Linked DNA regions of Homo sapiens: region 2 is linked to region 1. A link is a contact called in ENCODE Hi-C data. All regions are on one chromosome and are shown on one strand. Each heading gives the region's core, a stretch centred on a gene start or an enhancer-like site at or near the end of the contact. The rest is flanking DNA. Distances are from core to core; before and after follow the strand shown.

The links. Hi-C counts contacts between places; a loop is a spot of excess contacts on that map. Pooled maps may share reads with other maps.
Region 2: a map of colonic mucosa shows a loop between it and region 1 (2.6-fold over the local background). The contact joins two enhancer-like sites. A Hi-C loop is called at or near these places in 2 of 168 maps with a recorded cell type or tissue (colonic mucosa and tibial artery) and 1 of 50 pooled maps.

Annotation. Positions count from the first base shown.
Region 1 is chr4:18,696,695-18,700,687 of GRCh38, forward strand. The region is part of intron 2 of LOC105374510 (a long non-coding RNA gene); the gene reads left to right. Among named protein-coding and RNA genes, the nearest start is that of LCORL, 680 kb to the left of the region's middle. RefSeq lists an enhancer at 1,799-1,878. Within about 2 kb of position 1,582, at least 2 of the 41 ENCODE cell types and tissues checked have a DNase peak (open chromatin) inside an H3K27ac peak, as active enhancers do.
Region 2 is chr4:18,732,229-18,736,002 of GRCh38, forward strand. All of the region lies in intron 2 of LOC105374510 (a long non-coding RNA gene), which reads left to right. Among named protein-coding and RNA genes, the nearest start is that of LCORL, 710 kb to the left of the region's middle. Within about 2 kb of position 2,408, at least 2 of the 41 ENCODE cell types and tissues checked have a DNase peak (open chromatin) inside an H3K27ac peak, as active enhancers do.

The DNA of each region.
Region 1 (3,993 bases), core at 332-2,831:
GAAAAAGAATATATATACATACTCCTTTTCTCTCCTTTTTCTGTTCAGTGGAATTTGCATGTGGTGGAAGGAACTAAAATAGTGTCAGAGCCAAGAGAAAAGTTCCCCTTTGCCTGCTGAAGGTTCACTGAAAAATCAACTCACAGAATGACATACAAGTTTATTTAACATGTACACACAGGAGTCTTTAGAAGGAAAAGCCAAAGATACAGGGGAAATCGTCTATTTTATGCTTAGATTCAACAAACTATGGACAGCTGTGTAGACATATCACTGGACAAAAAGGGTGTGATCCAATTCTAATAGACTGAGTTGGGAAGCCCAGCGAGGCCTGTGTGTCCAGATTCTTCTTGGCCCCTCTGAGCATGCATTTCTTTCTTCTGGGTGTGGGCCAGGACCCTCTCTAGAATGGGGGTCTTATGACCTACAGCCAAATAAGGTGAGTTAGGTCATTTCCTTGTAGTTTTTACACAGAAAGTTATAGAAGAACTTACACCAGTATTACTCGGTTTTATGGCTGGTTTGGGGGGAAACGCGGTTCTGGTTTCAGTGATCTGCCTTGGGGAAGAAGGATTCTAGGTTTTATGGGTAGCCTTTGGGGAGAATGGGACTGAGAGACTGGAGGGCAGGAGAATGTCAGAGAAAAACTTTGGTTTTTGAGGCTGCTTCTGAGGGCTTCATTTTAAGATATTGTTTTGGGGTATTTTTTGGGTATTGTTTTCCGAAGTCCCATCATTAGTCATTTTAAACCACCAAATGGGGAGCTGCATATTAAAGATGACAGAACAATACGACAGAATAAGCCTAGGTTCCACAGGGGAGAAAAGATTCCTTTTCTTACCCATCACAAGTTTCATAGCTGAGATCCCCCATAACCAAAGGCAGATGGACAAGAGTAAAACATTCAGATTTACTTGATATAACTTTTATGTGACATGGGAGGCTTTAGTATAAAGATCTGTGTAAGAGAGGAAAACTTTTTATGAACACGTGCAGAAGTCAGAGTGGAGGGCTTGAAAAGGGGTATAGTCTAATGGTAATACACGGCGGGGGTGGGCGAGGAACTTAGCAATGTCTGTTCAGATTCTTCTTGGTGTCTCTGTGTGGCATTCCTTCCCTCTGGGTACAGGGCAGGACACTTGTCATGTGAGAGTCTTCAGGGAAGAAGAGAGAGAAAGGCCAGAGAGTGACTTTCATAGGTTTTATAACCTGCTTCAGGAGAGAATGGTGAGAGAAGGCTGGAAAGACCTTTCTGCTTCTGTTTTTTTTTTTTTTTAAATGCCAAGGTGGGATATTGTGGGTAGCATACCCTGAACAATTTCAGAAGTGTGCAACTGTATATCACAACTGTGTAGGGCCCCAAAACATTTTCCTCCCCTATCTGAATGAAGATTCTATAATCGAGTCTGCTGAAATGAACTGACAATAGACAAAGCTGGGGTAAAGGCATACAAATGTATTGTGTGCATAAACACGAGAGTCACACAAAATATGAGGTTCAAAGAGGGGACCAGGTGGCAGAAACTTAAGTAGAAAGAAACGGGGGCCTCTGAGAGGGAGGGGAGGTGGTGACACATACCATGGAAGGATAAGGAGAGAAACAATGGTGAGCAAAGGCTGTCTTATTACGCAGATCAAGTTTCTCAGGTAACAGCCCTTAGAAAAGTAGCTGAAAGAAGAAGTGAAAAGTCTGTCCTGGCGTGTTGTCCTGGGCCTGGCGACTTTTAGTTTCCTTTCCTGCAATACAAATTAATCTTCCCTGGTCAATAAGATTTCAGACAGGAGATTGAAGGCAATCGTGTTTCTTTTGGAAGAATTTCCCTCAGTCAGATAAGGAAATTTCAGGGACAGCTCCTCCCTGCACTTGGTAGGAGAAACTAGGGAGGGTCAGAGAGTCCTTGATTCCAAAGCAGCTTTGAAAGCTCTCATTTCCTTTAGTTCTTCGTGCTGAGCGTGCCAAAGCACCAAACGTTGGGGTATCATTTTCTGAGCCCAACACCTGGCCTGCTTACCTCTGGACTGCTGTGTGAGTGAGAAACAAACCTTCCGATTGTGTATGTGCTCTTATACTGGTCTTTATCACCTTGACTGGAAATCTCTTTGCATGGCACCCTGCCCTGGTTTCTGGTAGTGAGGTAGGTAATTATGTCTATCATTTCTTGTGGAATCTGGACAACATCACCACCTCCTCTCACTCCTGAAATGATTTCAAAGCTAAGACAATGTCACTTTACCAGCGATTGGTTTCTCCTCTCCCTTCCTGATTTTTGCATACTACTATAGTATGATCAAGAGGTAGTGCTTTTATTCATTATTCATTGATGAAACACACATTATTTAGAATTTGCTACTATCCAGGCTTCACTAAGTACCAAGTTAATTCAGGATTCCTTAAATAATTTATCATTTAACAGAGGGAGATGGAAGTATTAAAAAGTAAGCACACTAAAGCCAAAGAGAGGCACGTCCAGGTGACAGTGAGAACGTAGAGGAAGGGTGTTGACTCAACATAGCTCATACTGCTCTTATATACTTTTAAAGGAATTCATATCATTTTAATATCCCATTTCTATGATGCTTCCATCACATAAGCTGATTTTTGCCCTCTCTTTGTTGTGAGGAATAGATAAAGGGCAATTGGTTAATAAGTTTGAGATCATCGTTCATAAAGTCCTAAGCACTGGTCATATTGAGAAGTGATCTTAACAAGTTCTACAACTCAACTTAAATGCTTACGTACTAACATGCAGAATTATTTCCTGTCTGAACTCCTACAACAGATGCTTTTCTTGCTACAAAGTTTGCTATAAATTATATGGTAAGATAGGGCACAGACCCCCCCTGCCCATTGCAGTGCAAAGTGCTGGACAAGCAATACGATCAATAATCACTTGTTGAGTTTGGCAGGGAGGGAATGAAGAAGGGAAGGAAAGATGATAGGAAGGAAAGAAGGATATAGGAAGGAAAGAAGGAAGGGAGGGAGGGAGGAAGGAAGGAAGGAAGGGAGGCAGGCAGGCAGGCAGGAAGGAATCATGGCATAGCCTATGTTACTTTCTAGATCACAAGAAACCAAAAACAAATTGATTCTTAGTATGTCTGATGCATTGTTACAATTGTTATTATTGAAGCAAAAATAGAAAAACAGGTAGCTGTATCATCATTCAAGTTACTGTTAGGAGACCTAAGTTAGACTCCTAGCTTAGCGATTTACTAGCTAGGTGGTCCTTGGCATAATAATTAACCTCAGTGAATCTCAAATTCCACATCTGTTGTTTGGGCATCATCCCTGTCATGCAATGTTTTTGTGAAAATGAAATGGAGTGTCTATGGAACTTCTTAGCAAAGATCCAAGTTCATAGTAAATACTCAATAAATGTTAATGGCATATGCATTTTAATAATACACTTTTTATTTGCAATATATTAACTATGTTGAAAAGTACATATTTCAAATAATAAATATCCATTTACCAATCTCTCAAGATTTATTGGATGTTAAAGATATACACAAACTCCTTTGTAGGAGGTAGGCATTCTGCATCATTTTTTAGTCTTTGAAATCATTTTTCCATTACAATTTCCCCATATGTTATCCCAATATATTTTTGCTCTTCAAAAATTCTTTATTGATTCACCAATGTATATAATAAAATAATTTATTTTGAAATTTGAAATGAAAATAATTTGACATTAAAATTATTATTTATTTATTGTGGCCATAAAGGTCTATGTGTTTTGTAGCTTTTCCTGGATTAGATTCTGAAGTCAAAAGTTAATATATAATTGATAAGAGCTTAAACATTAAAATGTTGTTAATAGATATTAAATGCAAAATGTAAATTTTGCTGGAAATCCTTGTATTGTTGAGATAGGCAGGGCTGGATTATCTAGTTATGTAGGAGCTTTTGCAGATATTTCTATTTTGAACTGTACCTTTGTTAAATACACCAGAAGTTTTTCCTCTTTAAAGCAATTCATCATAGTTGTATTAGGG
Region 2 (3,774 bases), core at 1,158-3,657, 36 kb after region 1:
ATGAATGCATATGTATATACACACATACACATATATGTATGTATATTCACTATATATATTCAACAACACACATATATATCTCTCTTTTTAAATGTAATATTTTATAAATATAATCTCTATTTGTTGAACCTCTGTAAAATGACTTATCTGCCTTTAATGTATTATTTCTTGCCCATAATATAAGAAATTAATTTACTTGAAATTATTCTCAATAATCTAAAAAATTCATTGTCACATCATCACTAAATATTATATTTGGGAGAATTTTGGAGTTTATCTCCAGGAATAATTTGATGTATGTGTCACTTCTCTAATATTATCAACCAAGTAATAAACCAGCTTCAGTTTAATTATCTCTAGGTAAAAGAAATGTATTTCCTGAAAAGGAAGCTACTTTGATTTTTACAAAGTTGTAATTTTAAAAAATACTATCATTTATATATGAAGCTGAAATATAGCTACCACAACCTTACCTCTTTGATACTAGTTTTCTTTTAAAAAAGATATGGATTTGAACTTAATTCTTCTTCTGCATGGTGATCTTTTAGGTATTGCAACAAAAAAAGTCATTGTGCCTCTAATAAAAGCCACTTTTCCCATTTTTAGTATTAGTAATTGTTTCTCAATTCTTTACCATCATGTAAACATTATATTAATATAGTCTCATCTGTTACGATTCCTTTGAAATGTTGATACTTATTAAATTTTAGAAGAAGACTGGAAAATAGAAACAAAAATAATCAACAAATGTTATTTCTGGATACTAGGGAATTCAATATTTGAAATAATTTTTTTCAGGATTTCATAAAGAAACTTAGCACTGTTTGTAAAAACAAACAAAAAAAGTCATTAAAAAGCATGGTGTCCAAAACTGAGGAAAACCCCCTGGAGAATCGCTAATTCAGTACAGAATGGAGCACAGCTATTTCCTCATATACTGAACATAATTTTTCTATGAATAATATTTAATTATTTTAGTTATGTTTTGCAACCACATTTGATTATTATTTCATACGTGTGATATGGTCAATCAAAATCTTACAGTAGCTTTCACTTATTCATTCGAATAATTATTTAGTAAACATCTATTGTCCAATACATATGAGTGCTTTAGTCCCTGCTGTCAATGACCATTCAGCTGGTGAAGGAGATAGATTTGTAAACTCCAGTTACAAAATGTATGATAACAGCTGCAAAACAGGTAACCAAAGCATGGCACTTAAAACAAGCATCTTAACCCATTTTGGAGACTTGTTTCGTGGGATACCAAGCCCTGGAATGAAGATGGACAAGGCTTCTAAAGAAGGGAACCAAAACAGGGAAGAGTGTGAGTGTAATGTGGTTCTAGAAGAGAGCTAGTGACTTGGAGATGAGTATAGAGAGGAGGCTGAATAGTAGACCAAAGGCCGGGTTCTTAAAGGCTGACTGAAAACTGTCCTGCATTCAACAGGGCATTGGCAGGACATTAGGTAGGAGAGTAACACGATCAGATTGGGTGTATCTAAAACCTCATTATAGATGCATGTTGCTCCATCATTCAGTCATTTTCACAGGACTGGATATTTATCCTTAACAGTTTCAATTTAAATGAAAGTTTTATCACTGAATAAATAGCACCTCTGTAGTCAACATATAGTTTATCTTTAATGGTCAGGGACAAAATTACTAAAAAGATATTTCTTAAACCAAAATTTTGAAATTTTCATTTTTCCTGGCTCCTTTATAGATGTTAACTTCAGACTTCAAATATTTACTTAATTTTACTGGTGTTGGTGGATTTACTATCTTTGAAAACCAAGTGTGACATAATATTTCATATTAATAATACTGTCTGAGCTTGGTTTCTCTGACTTTTGGATACTCGTTGGAATATAAAGACTATCTTCTGGAAGTGAGACAAGACCTTCACAGCTGTGCTTGCGTTAAGTGGCTTCAGTCCAAAAATAATCATGTTCTTGTATTACCATGGAATACAAGGAAAGGGCACTGGGCTTTCCTTTGTGTTCAACATCAATTTTGGGATCTACAAAATTTAGTATGCCAAGTTTGTCATCAAATCCTTGAAACTCAGGAGAGAGAATGCAGTTTGAGGTTATTTTTGCAGAAATAGAACTTTTTATTAATGTTGGAAAATAGCCACATTAGTTCAAGAAAGAGTGGGAAAGCAGCACAGTGTCTCTTTCAGTTTGAAACAACATGCAATCTCTTCCTAAGTGCTTTATTTCAAAGAGCTAAAACTGTACAGTGTTAAGCAGCCTGAAAAAATCAGCTTCAGAGTGAGGACAAATAATTGAATGATGTCTTTCTTCTAAAAGACGTCAGGCTTTTTGCCCGCTGCTCTTTGACATTTATCAAATCCTGCTCTTTAATGTCTGTCAAATTGTCCAGGTGATAAGCACAGAACTTGTTCTGGCCAATGGCCCTGTGCCTGCATTTTCAAATTTGGTATGGTTGGCTTGGGTTTCTTAGTTCAGCTCAGCAGGCTGCCACTGGAGTGAGTAAAGAGAGACTGTGCCCTCACAGAACCTTGCATTAAAAATTACCTTCAGCTTTCAAACCAGATCAGCCAACCTATACATGAGGCTGTTGGTGCATGAAATAAGAGAACCTTGAATTACCAAGCCCATCCAAAAATCTTGTCTGGTTGACACCTGTCTTTTATTGCTGCAGTTACTGTGTGTTAAGAGTTGAATTGTGTGCCTCCCTAATCCCCACTTCCTGGATGTTGAAGTCAAATTTCACTATCTCAGAATAACACCTTATCTGGAAATAGGTTTGTTACAGATGTAATTAGTTAAGATGAAGACATACTGGAGTAGGATGAACTCTTTATCCCAATATAACTGTGTCCTTCTAAAATGGAGAAATGTCAACACTGAGACACGCACCCAGGAAGAGAACTCCATGAAAAATCTTCTTTAATGCTATCAGAGGGAGTTCAGTCCCGCTAATACCTTGATCTTGGACGTCTAGCCTCCAGAACTGTGAGAAAATACATTTCTGTAATTGAAGCCACCCACTTTGTTGTACTTGGTTACATCAGTCCTAAACTAATATACTCTGCTTACTGTACTATCTCCTGGGTTTTAAAAAAAAATTTGGTTTTAGCTTTGTTTTATGAGCATGCCCATTGAAATAAAAGTAAACTTGACATCTTGGTACCTTGGCCTGAAAAGCAGTCTGGATTTCCTCTCCAGGTGGTTCTGCCTTGAGCTGTTCTACTACTACTACTACTATTATTATTATTGATTATTTTTTTTGAGGTGGATTCTTGCTCTGTCACCCAGGCTGGAGTACAGTGGTGCAATCTCAGCTCACTGCAACCTCCGCCTCCTGGGTTCAAGCGATTCTTCTGTCTCAGCCTCCCAAGTAGCTGGGATTACAGCCATGCTCAACCATGCCCAGCTAATTTTTATATTTTTAGTGGAGATGGGGTTTTGCCATGGAGCTGTTCTATTATAATTGCTATTATAATTGCCAAAGAGCTGTTCTTTGTAATAGGGCTGTTCTATTATAATTGCTTCTTTTAATATAATCCATGACTGGCACCCAGACTCAGTATCAACCAGCTTAGTGGCACACTTGCCATTTGTTCTAGAAGTTCTGTGGAAGTGATTATATACTCTCCAAAGTCCAGCAATATGCCACAGCAGCAGACCTTTCCTCATTCCAGGCTAGAAAGGCCATGTTAAAAAGTACTTTTGGCATAGCCCTGAAGTTACTTATAGCTGCCAAACTAGTGTCATAATTCATTTTTAGTACATTGGCTCATAT